Regions from separate parts of the Mus musculus genome. Here regions 1 and 3 are each linked to region 2. The links are chromatin loops, found by intact Hi-C in ENCODE. Cell type or tissue: heart. All regions are shown on one strand.

Evidence for each region. A loop is a pair of places that touch in the nucleus more often than their neighbours do. Peaks named below come from ENCODE experiments on the same cell type or tissue, not always from the same donor. Only the 100,000 strongest peaks of a DNase experiment are listed, where the experiment ranks them.
Region 1: a loop joins it to region 2, with 2.6 times the contacts of the local background. A loop is called at or near these places in 5 of 42 quality-filtered maps.
Region 3: it touches region 2 in a loop (3.0-fold over the local background); 2 of 42 quality-filtered maps call a loop at or near these places.

What each region holds. Positions count from the first base shown.
Region 1 is chr1:52,230,112-52,238,111 of GRCm38, forward strand. Gls (glutaminase) reads right to left here and starts at 3,121. Exons shown (of 18, transcript NM_001081081.2): 1 at 2,481-3,121. The coding sequence starts at 2,881. In heart, no CTCF peak of the experiment used is centred here; DNase peaks (open chromatin) are centred at 2,400 and 3,230; H3K4me3 peaks cover 3,135 bases; H3K27ac peaks cover 2,588 bases.
Region 2 is chr1:52,142,237-52,150,236 of GRCm38, forward strand. Stat1 (signal transducer and activator of transcription 1) reads left to right here. Exons shown (of 25, transcript NM_009283.4): 12 at 665-724; 13 at 1,850-1,879; 14 at 1,968-2,061; 15 at 2,914-2,955; 16 at 5,058-5,141; 17 at 5,665-5,763; 18 at 6,667-6,802. Among named protein-coding and RNA genes, the nearest start is that of Stat1, 27 kb to the left of the region's middle. In heart, CTCF peaks have their summits at 4,511 (motif pointing right) and 5,355 (motif pointing right); a DNase peak (open chromatin) is centred at 7,885; H3K27ac peaks cover 3,057 bases.
Region 3 is chr1:52,743,895-52,751,894 of GRCm38, forward strand. No RefSeq gene overlaps it. Among named protein-coding and RNA genes, the nearest start is that of Mfsd6, 21 kb to the left of the region's middle. In heart, a CTCF peak has its summit at 4,576 (motif pointing left); no DNase peak of the experiment used is centred here.

The sequences.
Region 1 (8,000 bases), 88 kb after region 2:
ATTTCAAGACAAACTTTCTTTGGGAACTAAAAATAAAAATTGACACAGTCTGAAATTCAAATATCAACACCCAGAACAGGTTTTTAGAGTAAAAGAACAAATTGTTATTTAGTGAATAAAGCTATATAGTTTTCAACACATGCCCACTGTATAAAGCAGCAACTCTTAATTTTCACATGGCCATTTCTTAGTAACACTATGAAGTCTGGCAGCCCTATGTGCTGCTGACTAAGGAAGGTCCATGCTCTAGAGGCTGACCATTTAGAAAGGGATAACTGGATCTAAGAGGAGCTGACCCCCTTGCCTTGGTGAGAGAAATGCACAGAAAATGAAAGCGTTCAAAAGAGGGAAACTTTACTTCTGGAAAACACATCAAACAGAAACTTTAACAAAGTTATAATACTTTCTTCCTATCTTCATTTTACATACATTCATGGCAGTTGTGGCTTGAACCAAATCCTTGATTAAAAGCTCTCAGGACTATCTTATCATCCTTTCTGAATTGTTTCTGAACCTGTTTAGTTGTTATCTAAATTTTGGTGTGCACACACATACACACACATCTAGTCCCTTAACTAAGGTAAATAAAGTTATCTTATTAGCACCTAACACTCTCCAGGAATCTGAGCAACTCTTGAGGAATTCCCTCCCTAAACTGGGTTCTTCCCCAGGGCAAGATGAGAGGGAACAGGATGGAGCATTAGCCAAGATAGCACTCCTAAATTATTGCTTTGAGATGATTTATTAATACCAATAGGGCGATGAAACCAGAAACTTCTAGGTAAACAAAACTTCATTTTCCTATCTGATTTTTTTTCTTTTTAAAAATGACACTAGAGTAATTTGGAAAACAAAAACAAAAATCCCTCCCACCCCCGAACCAGGGTACTTTAATAGAAAGTACCCTCCCATCCTGCAACCTGGATATTAACTGTTAAGAGTAAACATGTGTTTGTGCATGTGTGTAAACCAAATGATGGTAAGGTGAAGGTAAGGTATTTGACTAAACAAACAATACATCTTCTACTTTCTAAAACATTAGAGGTGCAAATGTAACCAAAGTGTAGGTTTTGAAAACAAAACAAAGCCTGGAGGAGGTTGCACATGCCTTTATTAATCCCAGCACTTGGGAGGCAGAGGCAGGCATATCCCTGAGTTCGAGGCCAGCTTGGTCTACAGAGTGAGTTTCAGGGCAGCCAGGGCTTCACAGAGAAACCCTGTCTTGAAAAGCAAAACAAAACAAAAACACTAAATGGGATTTGAGTCATCTAATCCAACACATGTAATAATGTGCCCATGATCATCAAGGTAGTTTGTGGTACAAAGCTACTATCACAGAATACCATCATTAAGTGCCTTTTTCCTTATTAAGGGTTTTTGTTGTTGTTTCATTTTGTTTTAAATAACATTTTCACTCTGGGAAAATAACCAGGAATGTTTTAGGAAGGTACCCACATCAATTACAGGAAACATTAAGCAGGCCTGAGATTGAAGTCATAAAATTCACACTTTCAGTTTGACTTAAGCTACTGTGCAGAGCTGGAAGAGAAGTAAAATGCAAAACAGGATACACCATATCAGTATAAAGTCAGAAAAATAGGATACAGAAAAAGCCTAAAAGTCAGTGTTTACCTAGTTGGGGAAACTATATTACACAAAAGCATTCAGCAAAGAAAACTCAATTTTGCTCTTAGGCTAAATTCCCACCCTATATACACAATGAGTCAACATCCTATCACAATCAAGTCCCTAAAACTACTTAGATTTTGTGTATTTTATGTCACCTTATTTTTGTGCTTTTAAAACAATTTTATCCTTTAAAAATCTGTCCACCGCACAGAAGACATCAGACAAGCCATCACTGGTCCCGATAGGAACAGGTGGTCCATGCTGCGTTCCTCGTCCTCTAGGCCACATGTCCCTATTCCGCCTAATCTCATTTCTGAAGCATTATTTCCGGTGGCCCAGATGGCTCTACGCACGCCAAAACGATCCACCTCAGGAGGATTAAGAACCCAAGGCCACATCTGGCATCCAGTGGGATGGTGGTGGAGGCTTACAGAATGGGGGAACTGCGGCCTGGCAAAAAGGTGAATCGGGAAGGTAGAAGCTCCGCTCTACGCCCGACTCCTCAATGTCACTCGGGAGAGATGGAGGTTCGCGTGGCATCACCCTCGCAGAGCCGGGGCGCTGAGCACGCGGCGCGGCCGGACAGCAGCCTCTGCCCGGCAGGGGCTTCAGCAGGCAAGACCCTCCCGGCGCTCACCCGTCACCCCGGGGCGACTCGCGCCGGCCACGGAGGGGAAGTGGGAGCAGGCGAGGGGCGCGGGCGGGGCCGGGCCTAATCACATGGCACAGCCGTCGCAGGCCGCCTGGCATCGCTTTCTTTCTCTTCCGCGAACCTCCGTTGCTAAGCCGCACCGCCACCGCCCACCGCCCAGGGCCCGACCCCTCCCCTCAGCCTCACCCACGCAACTCACTTGTCGCCCGCGGCCACCATCTCCTTGCCCTCGCTGTTGCCGAACGCGTCGGTCTCCCCCGGGCTGTCCTTGGGGCCCGGGGCTGCGGGTGGCGACGCCCCTGGCTGCTGCTGCTGCTGCTGCTGCTGCTGTGGCGGCGTACCCCCCTTCCCCAGCTCCTGTAGGATCTCCGAGGGCGAACTGGACAGGCCGCCCGCGCCGGGGCCCTTCGCGCGGCCGCCCCCGCCCCACCACGGGTGGAGTCGCGCAGCGGCCACCAGGCCAGCGGTCGGCCGGCTCCCGCCCCGGGGGCGCCGGCACAGCGTGCCGAGGGGCTGCGCGCGCCGCAGGACGGCTCCGACGGCGGCGGGCGGCCTTAAGAGCAGCTCCCGTAGCATCGCCGAGCCTCGCAGCCGCATCATACCGCCGGCGCCCGCTCGTCAGATGAGGATGCTTGGGGCGTGGGCGGCCGCTCTGCTCCCGGAACCGTGTCCCGCACGGCGGGGAGAGGACTGGAAAGAGAAAAAGTCCGGGACGGGGTGTGGCCCCAGCTCCGCCGCTCCCGCCGCCAACGCCGCCGCCCTCGCCGCCGCCGCCGCCCAGCCTGCAGCCAGCCGAAGTTGCTCTGGCCGCCGCGAGCTCCGCACTGAGACTGACGCTCAAGGGAGGGCTGGAGACATACCAGGCTCACCAACCGGGGGCGGGAGGACGCTGACGGCCTGCCCCCTGCAAGCTCTTCCATTGGCTCAGCCTGCCGACCTCTCTTCTGATTGGCTAGAGAATCGGTCAAATTTGTCTCCGCGCCCGTACGCAGTCCCGCTGGGTCCTGGAGGGCGGGGAGAAGGACGACTGACGTGTGTCAGCCCCGCCGACCGCTCTTCCCCCTTGCCTCGGGCCACCTGAGGCCAAGCTGGGCGAGGACCCGTAGCTCCGGAGTCTGGCCATTCACCAGGCAGGTGCGCTCCAGGGAAGCACGTCCTCCAGCTATTGAGGAAGCTGGAGTGCGCCTGTTCAGGCCGCCCAAGGCTGGAGGGAGGCTGGCGGTGGCAGATCGTCTGGTCCAAACCTACTGCTCGCCCCCTCGGTTAGGGGAATGTGTCCGCCCCTCTGAAGGCATCGGTTCTGCCAAGGCCGCCCTGACTAGCTTCATCCCTCTCCCAAATGTGCTTAAAACTTTCCATGGTTGGCTACTGCCCAGAAGCGAAATGTTTTGGAAAAAATGAGCAAAATCCTTTCAGCTATGCAACTTAAGACATTTAGAACGTTTGAGCGTAGGAACAACGAAGAATAGAGAAAAAGCCAGAGTAAGGGTGGATCTCTTCTATCTTCTACAAGATTTCTCCAAATCTTTTGAACGGCGATTATTTCATTAGTACCAGTTGACTTGAAAGCAAAATACTGCAGATCCTTTTTCTATTTTAAAAGCCATTTTAAAATAGAAGCATCTGAATACCATGTCTCAAAACTGTTTCAGCACAGCATCACCTCATCCATGTATCCTTTTAGATGTGTGTGCATCATATGTTTCCTGAGTCTGCACACATATACCACTCAGGACTAAAACCGCTTTTTAAACCATTTCCTGAAACAGATAGGCTTAAATGCATAGATTCACCAAAGTTAGCAGGATATGTAATTCACCAGATTTAGTAATCCAATCAATCTGTACATGTTGAACGAGATTAGTAACCAAAGAATCTGACTGTGCCTACAGGCTTGTCATGCTCAAGTTTTTGTTTTGTTTTCAACCTGCTCTTTAGATAAAAATAAAAAGTGTGAAGGAAATGACCTTGTGGGGGGAAAAAAAGCCAGAATTTTATATTACTTGGGTGGCTTTTATTATTGCTTAAGGTTAGTTTGTCAAAAATATTAATATTAGTGAATCAAAGTTATATATTTAGGAAAAACAATACATTCTAGGGGAGAGATAGCAAATGTTACCCTTAATAATATCTAACTTTGTCTTTCTAACTTATGGGTTGCTTTCAAACCTTAGTGTTGTTCAGTTTCTTACAAACTAGTTATCTGTTTTTACTGCCTCTTTTCTCTTTTTTCTCAACCCCATCCAGACTACTCACCAATCCAGTCAACGTTTTCATGCCAGTTCTTCCTAGTTTCTTCCATTGCTCAATGAAATGACTTCTGATGATTAAAGGTTTAAACACTTTCTAGTATATTTAACAATTAGGAACTTAGGATATGACTCAGTGGGTAGAAGGGCTCCCTGCTCAAGCATGAGGATCTGCAGGTCCGACCTCAGGCACTTACCTACAAACCATGCCTGGAGTGGAGACAAGTCCCTAGGACTCAGAGCTAGTCACGCTAGCTGAATTGGTGAATTTTAGAACCTCTGACCTCCACACAGAGGAAAGTGAGCTGCACATATGTGCATGCATGCAAACAGACAAGAATAGAAAAAGAAAAAGATAAAAGTAAAGAAAAGACATGCATTGGTAGACTATTTTTAGAGTTTCTACTTTTCAGAATGAACTGATAAGAAAGGGCAAATGTTACTTCTAACATTTGGAAGACCTGAGTTTACCAAGGTTGGACATCTGAGGTAATAATAAAACAACTAACAAGAAAGCTACAACAAATCAAAACTATTACAAACTGAATAGAAATATGGCAGGAAACTTTGATTCTTCTAATCTTAGATATTTTTATCTTCAACAATATTTATTCATACAACTTTGGAAACTGTGTTTGCATTATATTAAAATTAACCATATCACCTGTTATCCAAACTACCAGTATCAAAATACTTTATACACATATAATAATCTAAGGAAATACCTGCAAGAAGAAATGTTCTGCGTGTTAGGCCGTCAGAGACTCTCTTGAACTTCTACTTTGCTAAGTAGGATGCAGTTCCACAGGCCTGTTGACGTAACCATCCAAGGGTGGAACTGGAATGTGTGTACTTTGCTTCTGCTATATGCTGAAGAATGTTACTGAGCTTGCCCCTGAGCATCTGTCTTCTTCGTGGCCAGGAAAGGCTAGCTAATGCCTCAAGATTGTAACATACCCTCTCTCTATACATTACCCATCCTCTTTTCCACAAACATTGAGCTTAGTGATAGTTGTCCAAGAGGAAAGTAGAAAGTCACTCTTCTTAGAACACTGACTCACAAACTACGGGTCATGTCCCCTTTGGGGGTTTGGGTGACCCTTTCACAGGGTCACCTAGGACCTTCAGAAAACAGATACTTAACATTATGATTCATAACAGTAGCAAAATTATAGTTAAGAAGTTGCAATTAAAATAACTTTATGGTGTATGTGTGGGGGGGTCACCACAATGTGAGGAACTGTATTAAAGGGTCACAGCATTAGGAAGGGTGAGAAGCATTGCCTCAGACTAAAGTTGAAAAGACCTTCCTGACACTCTTTATCTTGGTTTGTTTAAAATTCTAGTTTAAGTGTAGAAGGCTCAGGAAACCTTTAAACAGCTTTCCACTGCTACTTCCTGCTTTTACAGGCCTATATAAGCCTTGTTGAAAAACGCTGCTGAGATGATATGATAGTATATATAAGTGACCCTAAAAATTCCACCAGAGAACTCCTAAACCTGATAAACAGCTTCGGTGAAGTAGCTGGATATAAAATAAACTCAAACAAGTCAATGGCCTTTCTCTACACAAAGAATAAACAGACTGAGAAAGAAATTAGGGAAACAACACCCTTCTCAATAGTCACAAATAATATAAAATATCTCGGCGTGACTCTAACTAAGGAAGTGAAAGATCTGTATGATAAAAACTTCAAGTCTCTGAAGAAAGAAATTAAAGAAGATCTCAGAAGATGGAAAGATCTCCCATGCTCATGGATTGGCAGGATCAACATTGTAAAAATGGCTATCTTGCCAAAAGCAATCTACAGATTCAATGCAATCCCCATCAAAATTCCAACTCAATTCTTCAACGAATTAGAAGGAGCAATTTGCAAATTCATCTGGAATAACAAAAACCTAGGATAGCAAAAACTCTTCTCAAGGATAAAAGAACCTCTGGTGGAATCACCATGCCTGACCTAAAGCTTTACTACAGAGCAATTGTGATAAAAACTGCATGGTACTGGTATAGAGACAGACAAGTAGACCAATGGAATAGAATTGAAGACCCAGAAATGAACCCACACACCTATGGTCACTTGATCTTCGACAAGGGAGCTAAAACCATCCAGTGGAAGAAAGACAGCATTTTCAACAATTGGTGCTGGCACAACTGGTTGTTATCGTGTAGAAGAATGCGAATCGATCCATACTTATCTCCTTGTACTAAGGTCAAATCTAAGTGGATCAAGGAACTTCACATAAAACCAGAGACACTGAAACTTATAGAGGAGAAAGTGGGGGAAAGCCTTGAAGATATGGGCACAGGGGAAAAATTCCTGAACAGAACAGCAATGGCTTGTGCTGTAAGATCGAGAATTGACAAATGGGACCTAATGAAACTCCAAAGTTTCTGCAAGGCAAAAGACACCGTCAATAAGACAAAGAGACCACCAACAGATTGGGAAAGGATCTTTACCTATCCTAAATCAGATAGGGGACTAATATCCAACATATATAAAGAACTCAAGAAGGTGGACTTCAGAAAATCAAATAACCCCATTAAAAAATGGGGCTCAGAACTGAACAAAGAATTCTCACCTGAGGAATACCGAATGGCAGAGAAGCACCTGAAAAAATGTTCAACATCCTTAATCATCAGGGAAATGCAAATCAAAACAACCCTGAGATTCCACCTCACACCAGTCAGAATTGCTAAGATCAAAAATTCAGGTGACAGCAGATGCTGGCGTGGATGTGGAGAAAGAGGAACACTCCTCCATTGTTGGTGGGATTGCAGGCTTGTACAACCACTCTGGAAATCAGTCTGGCGGTTCCTCAGAAAATTGGACATAGTACTACCGGAGGATCCAGCAATACCTCTCCTGGGCATATATCCAGAAGATGCCCCAACTGGTAAGAAGGACACATGCTCCACTATGTTCATAGCAGCCTTATTTATAATAGCCAGAAGCTGGAAAGAACCCAGATGCCCCTCAACAGAGGAATGGATACAGAAAATGTGGTACATCTACACAATGGAGTACTACTCAGCTATTAAAAAGAATGAATTTATGAAATTCCTAGCCAAATGGATGGACCTGGAGGGCATCATCCTGAGTGAGGTAACACATTCACAAAGGAACTCACACAATATGTACTCACTGATAAGTGGATATTAGCCCAAAACCTAGGATACCCAAGATATAAGATACAATTTGCTAAACACATGAAACTCAAGAAAAATGAAGACTGAAGTGTGGACACTATGCCCCTCCTTAGAATTGGGAACAAAACACCCATGGAAGGAGTTACAGAGACAAAGTTTGGAGCTGAGATGAAAGGATGGACCATGTAGAGACTGCCATATCCAGGGATCCACCCCATAATCAGCATCCAAACGCTGACACCATTGCATACACTAGCAAGATTTTATTGAAAGGACCCAGATGTAGCTGTCTCTTGTGAGACTAAGCCGGGGCCTAGCA
Region 2 (8,000 bases):
GTGGGTACATGGACACTGTTTCTCTGCCAGGCAGCCCTATGACACACATAAACACCAGTGGAGTCTAGAGTTCATAATGCACAGGAAAGAGGAAGGCCACTCCTCTCACCTGCTCCTGACCAGAGGCCCCAAGCTCCTCCCCAGGTCTCTAGCTGTCAGAGCAGAGGCACATGGAGTCCTTTCTACACTCTTTCTACATCCCTGGTGCCATCCTGCCGTTTTCTGATTATGGGTAGTAGTTGTAATTTAATTTCTTGGTGATGCTTTGTATTTTCTCCCAACAGCACAGGGAATTAAATATAAGTTTTGTAAAGAGTGATATTCACTTTTTTTTTGCCCATATAGATCAGAAGTGGAAATTTTGATTAAAACTATGTTGGTGGGTTATATAGAAAAGCAGCTGTTTGTACTAATGTCTGATTAGAGTGTAAAATCAGTGCTGTGTTCTGTTAGAGCTTAATGTTAGAATTGTCCCAGCATTGCCAGCTAGGAACTGATTCTAAAAGCCAAAAAGCTATATAAACTTGTCAGTTCATCTTAACAACCATAATCTAAAAGTGGGGAGAGTGGTTTATATAAATGTTCACAGTTGGGGAATTTGCATAATAAATAAATTTTAGTCAATAGCTTTGGTTAAGGTAACAACTGTTATTTTTCTTTCAAGACTGTTGGTGAAATTGCAAGAGCTGAACTATAACTTGAAAGTGAAAGTCTCATTTGACAAGTAAGATTTCTGTAATCTTATCTAAGTAGCTATTTAAAATGCTAGTTCTGTTTACCTCTCCGTCAAATAAGCAGGCTGGAAATTCTTCCCAGGACCAGGGCTGCACTGTAGGTCCTGAGGCCATGGCCTGTGAGGAGAGGCACCTAATGGGTTACCCAGGGCCAACCCTAGCAGACGTTGGTAACTGGCTTCTCTCTGAGGATTGGGAGCTTTGCCTAGAACATGTGCTCTCTAGACTAGAATAAACCAAAGAGCAAACAGAGGAAAGGAGATTGCCTTCATCAAGTCTTAAAGCAGTTGGGCGTCACACATTACATCTCTCTGGCCATCCCCAGAGAAGATGCCCTTAGTGCAACACACTCAAAGATCCAGGCATGTGCATCTGTAGCCAAGAGGGAGGGTGTTCCTGGAGTGAGGTTAGAGACATCTGGGGCAGGCGTGAGGGGGAGCGACAGGGGTAGGTGTGAGGCCCAGTGGAGCCTGCTGCATTCTCTTATGTTTAGTTGCCAGCACTGAAGGAAAAAGAATGGGAAAAACACTATCTTGTTATTTTTTCTCAAAATCACTCCAGATGACAGGGGAAGAGATAAAGCTTAGTGGCTTTGTGATGTCCTCTCGTTTCTGGGCCAACAGAGCATTGCTGTCTGTGGGTCACTAGCGCTGAGACAGGGGACGTGCAATTCCCTGAGCTCCTTCACCTGTTAGCCATTTATGCCTCACAGTCCCCTGTAGTGTAGAGCTGGCAGCAGGCTGTGTGAGGGAGAAATGCCAGGCAGGTGGCTTCCCACCCATGACATTCAGTGTTACTTGATCTCATTGGCGTGGGTGGGAAGGAACAAGTGATTGAAGGGACAGGGACCACAGTGTAGATGAGCCCCTATTACTCTGTACATACTTTATGTGCATTTATGAGACCAGTCTTACTCTGCAGCACACTCTGGCCTGGAACTCATGGTCTTCTGCCTCTGTCTTCTGTGTGTTGAAGCGTAAACCACAGGGAGTTTCCCCCCCTCCCCCGGCGCAGCCAATGTATTCATTTTCTCTTTTATTTATATGACTGTGTAATCATATGCATCTGTTTTGTATCTATTGAATCTTACTTCAAATTTACATATTTTTTTACAGAGATGTGAACGAGAAAAACACAGTTAAAGGGTAGGTATAGCATCTGCACCCTACTTTGCTTATCCTGTTTGTTTAGTAGTTTGAAGCACTTTAAGGATTTGTGTCTTGCGTTGTATAGATTTCGGAAGTTCAACATCTTGGGTACGCACACAAAAGTGATGAACATGGAAGAATCCACCAACGGAAGTCTGGCAGCTGAGTTCCGACACCTGGTAGGCAGAGCAGTTTGATGTCTTGATGCATCTCTGGTCCTTTGGAAGTCTTATAGGATTGACCCCCATACTTTCCCGACGGTGGGATGCTGGTCCCTTCTTCATCTCCTGAGTCTCCTGGCTGTGTGTTTTGACAGGGGCTGTACGGACCTCAGTAGAGTGCTTTATAAACTTGCATGTGCATAAATTATATAAGCACTTGCCGCCTCCTCTGCGAGCAGCCCCTGAGGTTCCAGCAGCATTCTAAGGAAACCATTCCCCACTTCAGTCCTCACTTCTCCTGCCTTCCAAGTGTGTAGCAGCTTGACCACGAATGCTGCAAGAGCAGGAGGCCTCGTTCCATTGGGTAGAAGGGTGGTACTTTCCTCTGGTCTCCATAAACCCAGTGTTGGGGCTGGGTACCAGCTGGTGAGCTACAGATTTCAGAGCTCGGGAGTGACATGTGAGGCGAGGGCCTCCGTCCAGCTTGGAAATCTGAGCGTGTCCAGATTGGCCCTTTAAATCTCAAGGATTGAAATCTGAACGAGGAGACTAGGTCAGCCTGCTGTGCTGAGCCTGGTCTGGAAGACTGCAGAGGCTGGAAGACTGCAGAAGCTGTTTCGTGTGCCTGGGCCATGAAATCGCTGCTGAAGGTGCTGGGCACCCATTGCATGCAGGAGCAGCAGACCTAGGTTCTGGGGCGTCCCCTCCCTCAGATTACTCACACTTCGCCAGGCTTCAGGAAGAGGCACTTCCCCCTCTTGTTCCTAGGAGGTTGTCACACCTTTCTTTCTAGTTATGACTGGGAACTGATCTGTGAATAAACACATCAACTCTAATGATTAACCTGCCATTCGGTTCCTTCTTTTACAGCAACTGAAGGAACAGAAAAACGCTGGGAACAGAACTAATGAGGTGAGCATCTCTGGGTGGCTAGCGGGTCCTAACAGAACTGTTCTGTTCCGAGAGGACGCATCAGCGTCCTGGGACCTGATGTGGAAGAGGGCTCGGGGTATCTGTGGGGATGATAAAAAACACTCTCCTGTGTACTTTCTGGTTGAAAGGCAGTTTAACCCACAGTCTCATTGGCCCTACAAAGACAGCCAATCGGACGGGGCGTGGTGGGCTTTCATATTGTTCACCTGGGTAAAGAAATGAAGGCCCGGACATTAGCATGGTTTCCCCCAGAATGCACAGAAGAGCTGGAGAGGCTGAAGGTGACTGCCTTGGTTAGGGTTTCCACTGCTGCAAGGAAACACTGCGAACAAAAGCAAATGGGGAGGAAAGTGTTTATTTGGCTTAACTTCCACATTGTCCATTGCTGAAGGAAGTCAGGAGAGAAACTCAAGCAGGGAGGAACATAGAGGCAGGAGGACATCTGGTTTTTGCTACTTTGTGGGTTCTTCTTTCTTCCACCCTTTTTAAACCTCACCCTTTCAACCCCCTAACACTAGATAAGAGAGAGAGAAGAAAAAGGATAGAGAGGAAGGGAAAGAGATCCCAGAATAAAGTCGGGCTTGGAAAGTTGGAGTGATGTTATTGTTAGACTACTTCCTGCGGATTCGAGGCTCCTCAGGGCCCTAGCATTTATTTATCCTCTGAAACTTCCCAGAATTTCAAATGTCACACGATTGCAGAAACTATCTCTAGCTGGCAGAATTGTGCTTCTTCTGCTATAGCATGAGGCACGTCAGTCAGCTGCCGAGGACAGTCCCAAGCAGCCCCGTGTCCCCCTACCTGGAGCTTAAACGAAGACATACTCAGAATATTTCTGTGTTTTTTTTAAAAAGAAACCAAAATTTCAGAATTTTCACTCCATGGGAGCTGATGCAGAGGCTACGGAGGGGTGCTGCTTACTGGCTTGCTTCCTCTAGTTTGCTCAGCCTGCTCTCTTATAGAACCCAGTCCAGGGATGGCACCGCCACCCACAGTGGGCTGGGCCCTCCCCATCAATCACCAATTAAGAAAATGCCATATAGCTGAACCTTATAGGGGCACTGCCTGAATTGAGGTACCCTCCTCTCGGATAACTCTTGCTTGTGTCGGGTTGACAGGAAGTTAGCCAGCACGGTGACTGAGTCTGAAGATCTAGTGTTGCCGACGGTTCCCTGCCATTGCATCCCCTACACCGTAGCATTGCTTTGTCATAGATCCTGTTTTTACAACCTGGACCTTAGAAGTTATGTTCTTGATGACTGAAAAATGAGAAATGGTTGGGCATGGTAGTGCAGGCCTTTAATCCCAGCAGTTGGGAGGCAGAGGCAGGGGAATCTCTGAGTTGAAGGCCAGCCTGGCCTACAGAGTTCCAGGACAACCAGGGCTGTTACATAGAGAAACCCTTTCTCAGAGAGAGGGGACTTGGGGGTAAGAAAATAAGGGGATGAGAGATGAACGGAGGGATAGTCTGGGCCTGGGTTGGTTTGAAATTGTCCTTGGAGCACACGTTGTTGGCTGACGTTCCATTTCACGACCACTGGAGGTCACTGCAGCTACAAGACAAATGCTGGTCTGTGCAGCCCAGACATCGCCTCCTTCGCAGTCTTTGTCACCTTCTAGGTCTAGCAGCTATCTCTATAGTTCCAAGATGGTGTGACACAGAAGAGCTGTGTATGGAAGTCACTTTGAAACTATCCCTTTCTAGCAAACCAGAGCACTTAGGATCAAACATATGTGGGTTAGCACTTTCAGGAGAGGCTCTGACTATTAAGACCCACCCTCACTTCCACTGCCCCTGCCAGGTGTGCAGTCTGTGGGAGCCGGCAGATGGCTGGAGGTCAAGGGGTCATAGCTCGTGGATAAACCCACTTGTAGTTGCCACTTTTCCCACTGGCGTTTCTGTCTCTGAACACATAATCCTTGCCATAATTACAAACGCCTTTGAGGGAACACCAGGAAGCTTGGGATAGTAAAATCTGGGTATTATTGAGTTCTGAAGTCCAAGTTCTGGATCACAGCTGGTTTGAGGATCTCTACAACCTATTTGGGTTTTGAGAGCTCTTTTCTTTTTGTTTTGGAAGGGGCCTCTCATTGTCACCGAAGAACTTCACTCTCTTAGCTTTGAAACCCAGTTGTGCCAGCCAGGCTTGGTGATTGACCTGGAGGTAAGAGTTACAGTTTCCTGAGGGAGAAAACATGCTATCTTTACTTCCACAAAGGCTTATTTTTTCAGTTTTTATTTCAGCCTTATTTACCTAATTGTTAAAAAATAGGATCCCTTTAAAATTATCAATATTTAAAAACTTTTCTGTGTATGGATGTTTTATCTGCATGTATGTCTGTACACCACATGTATGTGTGGTGCCTGCAGAGGCCGGAAGAGGGCATCAGATCCCCTGGGACCCAAGTTACAGACAGCTATAAGCCACCATGTGAGTGTTAGGAATCAAACTTGGGGCCCCTGGAAGATCAGGCAGTGCCCTTAACTACTGAACCATCTCTCTTCTCCCCAAAGTGGTCTTTTCCAGCTAATACTATGTTGACGTTAATGATCTAGGAAGCTGGAGAGTTGGACTAACCTTAAAATTTTGCAAAAGAAATGTCCTGATTGTGCTAGCTAGCCACTGTTGAGTGTTTAGCTACTAGAAGGGAGCTTGAAATGATTCCAAGGTCTTTGTTCCCTTTCAGACCACCTCTCTTCCTGTCGTGGTGATCTCCAACGTCAGCCAGCTCCCCAGTGGCTGGGCGTCTATCCTGTGGTACAACATGCTGGTGACAGAGCCCAGGGTATGGAAAACACATGTGCTTTAGTACGGTTAACCAAGGCTGCTGCTGCTGCTGCTGCTGCCTGCTCCCATCACTAGATGTTGGGGAAGATAGTCCCAAGCCCCGTGGCACCAGTGAGGACCTTGTGTGATGGGAAAATAGTCACACGTATGTGCCAGGCACGGGAACAGTGATTTTTCCAACTCAGGCAGTCGATGGCTTTATTTTTCTGGCTGTCCTTCTGTGTTGCTTGCTTTAAAATGTATGCACTTGTTAAATGGACATGCATTTTCTTAGAGCAGGAAGACACTGCAGACTGGTCCGTTGGTTCTCATTAGGAAATACTGTGTTCTGTAAAGTAGTCAGGAGCTCTGGTTAATCAAATACAGGATCATTGCTCCCAGGGGAAAATTTAGAGCTCAGCTTCTGTAACCCTTGAGTCGCAGCATTCTTGGCAGCCCATGTATAGGTAACGTGAGTGTGTTTCTTTTTAAAGGCACCTTATCTAGTCTGTCTGGCGACTTGTTACACCATACCACGTGCCTGAGTGAAGCTTATACTCTCTCCATGATGTCCCCCCCCAATGCCTAGCGCCATTTTAAACAATGAAGTCATAACAAAAATCACAAAAATGTGAAAAACAGAGAGGCCAAGATAATTGTGCGCTGCAACAAAAAGCTAGGATGTTGTTTTGTTCTATCTTAGCCAGGAACATCAATCTGGGGCCACAAACTTGCCTCAAGTATTGATTTTGGAGTTATAAATAAATAGACTCACAAGCGTGAACCTGCTAATTTCTGAGGATTCTCATCCCCGGCTGTGACTGCCTGTGTGTCACAGAAACCAGCAGTGAGCTCTGGGGCAGGCTGTGTCTGTGGCAGGTGGCTCCTTTGTAACTCCAGCCTCTGGGTGTTTTCTCTGCAGAATCTCTCCTTCTTCCTGAACCCCCCGTGCGCGTGGTGGTCCCAGCTCTCAGAGGTGTTGAGTTGGCAGTTTTCATCAGTCACCAAGAGAGGTCTGAACGCAGACCAGCTGAGCATGCTGGGAGAGAAGCTGCTGGGTATGGTTGGACACGCACCCACAAGTCAGCCTTCTCCTTCAGTCATTCCTTATTCTGATGCTTAGAGGTACAAGAGTGCTAAAAAAAATCAGTTGGTTTTTAACTACAGCTGGTTGTAGCCAAGTGAGATCAAGGCTTTGAAAACACCATTGAGTCCTGGTAAAGGAACAATGACCCTTGTTCTCTTATGTCTGAGCCAGGATCTTAAAGAGAAATTCTTAAATTATGAGCCTGAAATAAGATATTGATGAGAAAGATGAGCTCTTAACGTCCTTAGAAGTAAAAGAGGAAAGTCCCTTACATAATAAAGTTCTGGGCTTAAAAACCCCAGGATCTTGTGCTGGCTGGGCCCTTGTTGCAGGAGGCAGAGCCACAGTTTTGTCTGATCAGGCATCTGGCCCGTGGCAGACAGTTCTCTCTCAGTGGCTAATGTCAGAAGGCTTATTCATCTTCTACAATGAAAAGTCAAAGCCTCCCTTATCACCGACAACCTGCCAATGAACCGGATATCTGAAGCATGTCTTTAAAATTCCATCAATACCGTTGTCCAGGTTTGCGGTCTGTGTAGCAGGGTGATGCAGACGGTAGTCGAAGTGGGTCTTTCTTAACTGAATGTCCCTGGAAGGGTCTTCACTCACTTGTGCACATTAACAAGGGTCTCAGACCTTGTTCTGTATTCCACATTTGGTGAGATACAAGGATTTTTTTTTCCCTGCTTGTTGTAGCGTATCAGTGGTTTCCCTTAAACAAAGTAGTGGACTTAACACAGCTCAGACCACATGCTGCATTAATTCATATGGCTAATTATATTTATGGCTTGTATCAGTTTGAACAACTGTCCAATTTGTGAGAAGGCTGAGGGATATATCTAAGTACAGTGAGCTTATAAAATCCACCGGAGATCTCGGCCTTATTTGGAACTGCACATTTGTTCTGCAGGGCTTTTGGTGGGGAGGGACTTCATGTAGGCAGAGGAACAGCGGGAAGTGGTGCTGGGTAGAGACAAGGGTGGCTTCTCCACAGAGCCTTCAGGGAGACAGGGGTCATGCCAAAGTCAGATCAGCCTGGAAGGGCGTGTCCTGGGGTGGGGTTTATAGAGCTCTGCCTGCTCTCTGGGAAAGGAGCTAAGAGGCACCAGATGGCTGGCTTGATGTCAGCTTCCTCTGCGCTTTCATAATCCGATCTCAGTAATCCTCCA
Region 3 (8,000 bases), 600 kb after region 2:
AACCCATCTAGAACATACTCAAGACACAGCAAGCCAGAGCAGCCACCAAGCCAATTCCATAGAGAAAGGAAAAACTTTTCTTTTTTTTTTTTTTTTTTTTTTTTTTTTTTCCATTTTTTATTAGGTATTTCGCTCATTTACATTTGCAATGCTATACCAAAAGTCCCCCATAGCCACCCACCCCCTCTCCCCTACCCACCCACTCCCCTTTTATGGCCCTGGCGTTCCCCTGTACTGGGGCATATAAAGTTTGCGTGTCCAATGGGCCTCTCTTTCCAGTGATGGCCGACTAGGCCATCTTTTGATGCATATGCAGCTAGAGTCAAGAGCTCCGGGGTACTGGTTAGTTCATAATGTTGTTCCACCTATAGTGTTGCAGATCCCTTTAGCTTCTTTGGTACTTTCTCTAGCTCCTTCATTGGGGGCCATGTGATCCATCCAATAGCCGACTGTGAGCATCCACTTCTATGCTTGCTAGGTCCAGGCATACTCTGACAAGAGACAGCTATATCAGGGTCCTTTCAGCATAATCTTGCTAGTGTATGCAATGGTGTCAGCATTTGGAAGCTGATTATGGGATGGATCCCCGGATATGGTAGTGTCTACATGGTCCATCCTTTTATCTCAGCTCCAAACTTTGTCTCTGTAACTCCTTCCAAGGGTGTTTTGCTCCCACTTCTAAGGAGGGGCATAGTGTTCACACTTCAGTCTTCATTTTTCTTGAGTTTCATGTGTTTAGGAAATTGTATCTTATATCTTGGGTATCTTAGGTTTTGGGCTAATATCCACTTATCAGTGAGTACATATTGTGTGAGTTCCTTTGTGAATGTGTTACCTCACTCAGGATGATGCCCTCCAGGTCCATCCATTTGGCCAGGAATTTCATAAATTCATTCTTTTTAATAGCTGAGTAGTACTCCATTGTGTAGATGTACCACATCTTCTGTATCCATTCCTCTGTTGAGGGGCATCTGGGTTCCTTCCAGCTTCTGGCTATTATAAATAAGGCTGCTATGAACATAGGGAAAAACTTTTCAATAGGTGCTAGAGTGATGGACGGCTGTACTTAAAGATGAATTAGATCCTGAAAAACAAAAGCCAACAGAGAAAATATGATTCGCCATAAAAGGTCGCTGTGATGGCTGGAGCCCGAGAAAGACCATCTGGGTTTCCCCTTTCTCTATGGCTGCTAGATTGGTGTGGTTAGAAGACAAAGAGAATTCTTTCCATAGTTGAATATCCCAAATCCCTTGGCAGCTTCTTGAATTGAGTTCAAACTTGCTTCTCCATAATTTTTGCAAGTGATACTACCATATAGGCCTTTAAAGTTTTATATGTCCTGAACAACAAGATAGTACAATCTAAGGAATACATGGGCATCCCTCCTTACAGATAACAGAGGAGTATTCAGTAGGATATGACTCAACTCAAAGAACAATCAAATGTAACCCTGAGCTGGCCTTTCTCTGCCATATATGTATGTGTGTGATGATCAAGTGTTGCTGTGGTCCTGTGTACTGCCTCTCTGCAGAGTGTCTGGATATTGCCAGTACACCAGCAGGATAATACCAGCGTCAGGAAGTCAGCAGCCTGTCCCCTTCCCTCTGGGGTGTGAGCTGTGAAGTGGAGCCTGGGATAGATAGGTTCCATAGGGTTCCAGGCAGGCAGGGAATGCCACGAGTGTTACAGCTCTTAAAAGAGGAATTAAAAGGTTTGGGCAGCCTGGGTGAGGCAGGTAGCCTGGATCCTGGGTCCCACAACAGCTGCACCATCAGCTGCCACCACGCTGATGTGAGCCTCTGTGGACAAGGAGAGCCCCACCGGCCAGGCAGGCCCAAGATCCAATGATGAGTACATCAGGAGAGAGGTCTTCCCTACGTGTTATAGCTCAGTAAGGACAGCAATTCTGAGACGATTCTTGGTGAAATAACATGTGTGCTTCATTACTCCATGTAGTCATGGACTATATAAACCTTGGGGAGTGGGATGGGATTGGTGTGTAAGTGTTTACTATTGACTATGTTCAAAGTGTTTGTGATGCTCTCTTTGCATGGGGAAGGACTCCGGGTGTTGCACATGGTCCTCACAGTTGGGTGTCATGGTTACCGGTTCACAGAGACAGGGAGCACGTAGCTCCACTGCTGTTGCTCTCAGATTCCTGAGATTGCAAGGGTTTGAGCACTTGGCCTCACCAGTCCTTATCCAGGTCAGGTGGCACAGCCCACTTGTCCTCCATGTTGGCAAGGACTCAGGAAAGAGGGCTCTTAGTCCCCATCTTCTCTTGGTGATGTCACTTAGAACACCTTCTCTATCAATACATACCCTAAACTTCTTCTTCTAACACTTAATGTTACAGAGAAGCATTCAGGTCACGCACATATTCCTTGAGCACACTCATCAGCATATGCCTTTTTCTTAATTTGCAGGGCTGGAGGTTGAATCTAGGCCAGATGATCACACTGCCCTGGAACTATATCCTCAGTACCCCTCTGCCTCTTTAATGTTTTATTTTGAGACAAAACCTCATTAAGCTGCCCAGGCTGGCTTTGATCTTGCAATTTTTCTACCCCTGGCCTCCCAAGAAGCTGAGACGACAGGTCCGTGTCACCAGGCTTGGCTTTGTTATGACATTTTAAAGTGAGATAAAACCTATTTATGTCAAATACATGAACCTGGTTTTATGAAGAGTTTACATTTGCCACTGGGGTAGAGGGAGAAAGCTGCTGGTGCCCAGAACCCCTTGCTGTTAACACTACTCTGACTCTGCAGCTTGGGCTCTTAGGGATGCTGACTAAGATTACTATGTAACTGAACCAGTGCTTGTGAGAAGAGGAGAGGTAGGAAGAGAGAAGACAGGGAGAGATCCTGACTGACTGACCAGGCTGTATAATCCCACATCTTGAACTGGTTCTATAGGGAACTCTGACAATCTTGAATGGAGTAAGAGTGGTAATTCTTAGCACCAGAATAGTAGTGCAGGCTTGGGCCTGCTTGCTTTCTTCAGCTAAGAATACCTGCATTCCTGGAGCCAGAGATGGCTGGGAAGTTAAGGGCACTGGCTGCTCTTCTGGAGGACCTGAGTTCATGTCCTAGCACCCACATGGCAGCTCACAACCAACCCTCTTTAATTATAGCCCCAGGTTTTGTACTGTGTGTACTTGTGTGTGTTGCTCTCATTTATCATTCTGAAATTATCAGTCATCCATGCTATGTCATTCCATCTCAGCACACCATAATGCATCTACTCACTCTGCTGCAGATGTTGGCTGGTGTGAATAGTACACATCTTTTGGTATATATTCACATGTTAAGTATTAAGAAAGAGGTTATAGAATATGCATATATTCAACTTTATTAAATACTGATGAGCATTTTCCTAAAGTAATTGCACGAATCCATATTCCCACCATGAGTGTAAATAAACTTTATTTTACTTATTTAGGCTATAAGACAAGCTCCACCTAAAACTATGTGGGCAGGCTGGCTTGGCACTCACTCTATAGCTAGGTTAGGCTGGAACTCACAGGAATTCTTTTGCCTCTGCCTCTTCTATGCTAGGGGCAGAGGTGCAGACTACCATACCTGACTTGCAAGAGAATTTTAGTTTCTATGAGGGTTTGGTGCACTTTTCTGATAACTAGTGACATTGGTTGCTGTCTTAGTCAGGATTTCTATTCCTGGACAAAACATCATGACCAAGAAGCAAGTTCAGGAGGAAAGGGTTTATTCAGCTTACACTTCCATACTGCTGTTCATCACTATAGGAAGTCAGGACTGGAACTCAAGCAGGTCAGGAAGCAGGAGCTGATGCAGAGGCCATGGAGGGATGTTCCTTACTGGCTTGCTTCCCCTGGCTTGCTCAGCCTGCTCTCTTATAGAACCAAGACTACCAGCCCAGAGATGGCACCACCCACAAGGGGACCTCCCCCCTTGATCACTAATTGAGAAAATGCCTTACAGCTGGATCTCATGGAGGCATTTCCCCAACTGAAGCTCCTTTCTCTGTGATAACTCCAGCCTGTGTCAAGTTGACACAAAACTAGCCAGTACTTTCATGTACTTACTGATCATTTAAATATTTTCTTTTACAAGGATTTAGAGGCCCTTTTCACCTGGCCTTCTCTGTTGTTCCTGTTGACTTTATTGTGAAAGATCTTTATTGCTTGTGTATTCCAGTCCTTAGTCAGTATATCCTGCAAATGGCCCCTCTACTCTGTGGCTTAAATCCTTGTTCCTTTATGCAACGGAGAAAGAACTCCACAAATTAACTCTGTGTTATGCAGTAGTCAAATCTGGATGTTGTTTTTTGTTTTGTTTTGTTTTGTTTTTTTCTCCATAGTTTCCATATCTTAAAGGAGTTTTAATAAACACCTTAAAACTCAGTAAAAGGTATGAGTTAAGGAAAGCAGTTTGTTTAAAACACAGTGAGAGGTCTTTTGAGGAAGGTGATTCATTTAAAACTTAGTTATTACAAAGTAATCAATTGGAAGTGGTTAACAGAGTCAGGAACTTCCACAATTGGTCTTTAAGCTGCATCAGCCTGCACAAAAAAATGTTAGTGCCCCCTGGTGGGCAGTGTGAGCTTTACAGTAAATCCTGAAACACCATCAAGGTTTCCTCTATCTAAAAAGAACTATCAGTTGAAGTAATCCTAAATTCCCCTGAGGCTTGGGTTTGGGCCAGGCTACGAACTAGAAGATAATTACAACATCTAGTAAGATCATAAGTGGAAAATCGAGTGTTGAGACCTAAATAATTGCCGTTGTGGGGACAGTACAGGGAGAAATGGGTTGGAGGTGAGGATCACTCCAAAAGCAGGGACAGGTGCCATTAAAGTACAAATGGAAAACCATTTCCTTTTCTTTTGGAGTATATTTAACCTCATTCTGGGTAAAGAATATTAGCCACTCATCTTTATATTGCATTAACACCTGTTTTCAACGCAGATGTGTTTAACACATATGTGAAAACGTCAAAAATCCCTCTTTTTTTTTTTTTTTTTTATTCTTTTGAGATAAGATCTTCCTAAGTAAACCAGTCTGGCCTTGAATTCACAGAGGTGTGCCTGCCTCTGTACCCCAAGCTGGGATTAAAGACTCGTGTAATTATGCCCAGCTTTTCTTAATTCAATCTTCACAGTTCATGCTATGTATTTCATTGTTGCTAGAGCACCATAAACAAACAGTGCAGGATACTAATCCAGTGGGTTTATTCCAGTGCTTACTAACCACACATTCTATCACTTTTCTCTATGTTTGGGCTTACCAGCGAGCAAGCACCATGGAGACGAGGAACAAAGTGGCCCTGTCTTCCCTCTTTCCGTGTCACCCTTTCCAGCATCAGTGATTAGACAACACAGGAAAATAACACAAATCATACCGGCTGTGGTAAGCCTTCCTCCTTGTACATCTTTTCTGAGTGCCATTGCCTTCTTCATGCATGCCGTGAAACCCGGCCATGATACTTAGTCATGAATATATACTTGTCAACTGCTGGCTTTGAATCACAGTGGCCATGACATCTAGGATCCCCTGAAATCATGGATGCTGTGATACTGTGAATAAAACAGCTAGGAGATAAAACACACACACAAGCACACATACATATATACATACACACACATGTGCATCTGTGCATATACACATACTGTATAGCTCTTCTACTTCATTACAGAAAGGAGAAAATCAAAGTATAATTTTGTAAGTTAAAAAATTTGTCTTTTTTAAAATTTTGTACTAGGTATTTTATTTACATTTCAAGTGTTCTCTCCTTTCCTCATTTCCCCTCTGAAAACACCCTTATCCCATCCTCCCACCACCTACTCACTAACCCACCCACTCCCGCTTCCCTGTCCTGGCATTCCCCTATAGTGGGGCATTGATCCTTCACAGGACCAAGGGCCTCTATTCTCACTGATGTTCCACAAGGCCATACTCTGCTATATATGCAGCTGGAGCCATGAGTCCCTCCATGTGTACTCCTTGGTTGGTGGTTTAGTCCCAGTGAGCTCTGGGGGTACTGGTTAGTTCATATTGTTGTTCCTCCTATGGGGCTGCAAACCCCTTCAAGCTCCTTGAGTTCTTTCTCTAGCTCCTCCACTGGGAACCCTGTGCTCAGTCCATTTTTTCCCCAGCATTCAAAGAGCAGGAAAACAATGAGTAAAGGTCTCCCTTGAGATGGGCAGAACATGAGCCACATGGTGGCTTCTCATTCTGTCTGGTATCCAGTGACCAAAGTCTGCTTGCTCTGTCACAACACAAGCACCCTGTGCAGGTGTGGGGCAAAGGTCTCTGGTACTATGCAAGGTCAGGTGGTAGGGAATAACCATGTGTAAGCTGGCTTCAGAGTGTGGCTTTCAGGCCCTTAGGGCAACCTCACACAACTCAAGCTCTGTCAGTGGCTCTGGATGTGTCTGGGGTTTGAATATGATTCGGAACCCAGTGGCCAAGGCCACTAATTCACATCTGTGTTCTGTTGAGGGCCATGTCACACTGTCATGGGACACTGACTATACCTTGTGTTTTCATCACAGCAAAATATGTCACCATGCAATGTTAGGGATCGTTTCAAAACTACTTAACCCTCCATCATGCATATGGCCTTGTCTGAAGGTAAAACTTTCAGAGAATTTCAACATGTCAACCACAGAGCAGTAAAGCAAGCTTGGTGGCCTGGGTATGGAACTTTGTGAAACCTACATGGATCTCAAAGCCAGTCCAGGGGTGATTGGCTTATTAAACATTTTATTTATAAAGGAAATGAAAGGGATAAAGTGCTAGCATTCTGTCTAAGCTTTGCCCCCACAGTTACCTGGCAACAGTCAGGCAAGCCTAACTTACTATAAAAGAGGCTGCTTGCCCCCTCCTTGCTCTCTTGCTCTTACTTTTCCCTTCCTGCTCCTGCCCTCTCCCCATTCCCTCCCCTCCCCATGCTCATGACTGGCCTCTACTCCTCTTCTTCTCTTCTCTTCTCTTCTCTTCTCTTCTCTTCTCTTCTCCTCTCCTCTCCTCTCCTCTCCTCGCCTCTCCTCTCCTCTCCTCTTCCTCTTCCTCTTCCTCTTCCTCTTCCTCTTCCTCTTCCTCTTCCTCTTCCTCTTCCTCTCTCTCTCTCTCTTCTCTCTCTCTCTCTCTCTCTCTCTCTCTCTCTCTCTCTCTCTCTGCCTTTCTCTGTCTCTACTACCCTCTTAACTCCCTTCCCCATGCCCTTAATATACTCTATACTATACTGTCCTGTGGCTGGTTCCTCAGGGGAACGTGATGATTCCGCATGGGCCTGCAGAGGCCCCTCTTCCTCCATACCTGACTGACTACAGCTCCATAGAATATATCCCCCTTCTCTATCTTTTTATAAACACATCATAAAGTTCTTAATGATGTAGACTCATCTAACTCAGCTTATTTAGGATCAGGGCATTGTAAATATAATCTAAAGCAGGACAGTGGTGCCACCCTTAGTGCCAGCACTAAAGGGGACAGAAGAAAGCAGGTCTCTGTGTTCAAGACCAGTCTGGTCTAAAGAGTGAGTTCCGGGATAGCTAGGACTACACAGAGAAACCCTGTCAAAACAAAACAAAACAAAACAAAACAAAACAAGATAAATACAGTAACAAACAAAACAAAAACACAAAAGCAAATATAATCTAGAGAAAAGAAAAACATCATTTAGAATTACAGAGCTTTGAGTAGAGCCAGAATTCTAGGTAGCTTGAGAATGAGCAGAAAAAAAAAAAAAACAAGCAAACAAAATCTTTAGAGTGCTGGTGCCACAGAGCCCAGACTCCAGGGTCATATCACACAGGAAATATTTTTTAAGTAAATTTGAGAGTAAGACAAAAAAGACAAAAACAAAAAAACAAAAAAAAAACACAACAACCCTGCACTCAAATAAAAAGGAAAAAAAACCAAAACCAAAACCATGCAGGTGTGTGTGTGTGTGCGTGTGTGTGTGTGTGTGTGTGTGTGTGTATCTGTAGCAAAACTATGAGCATCCTGGCTCAGCCT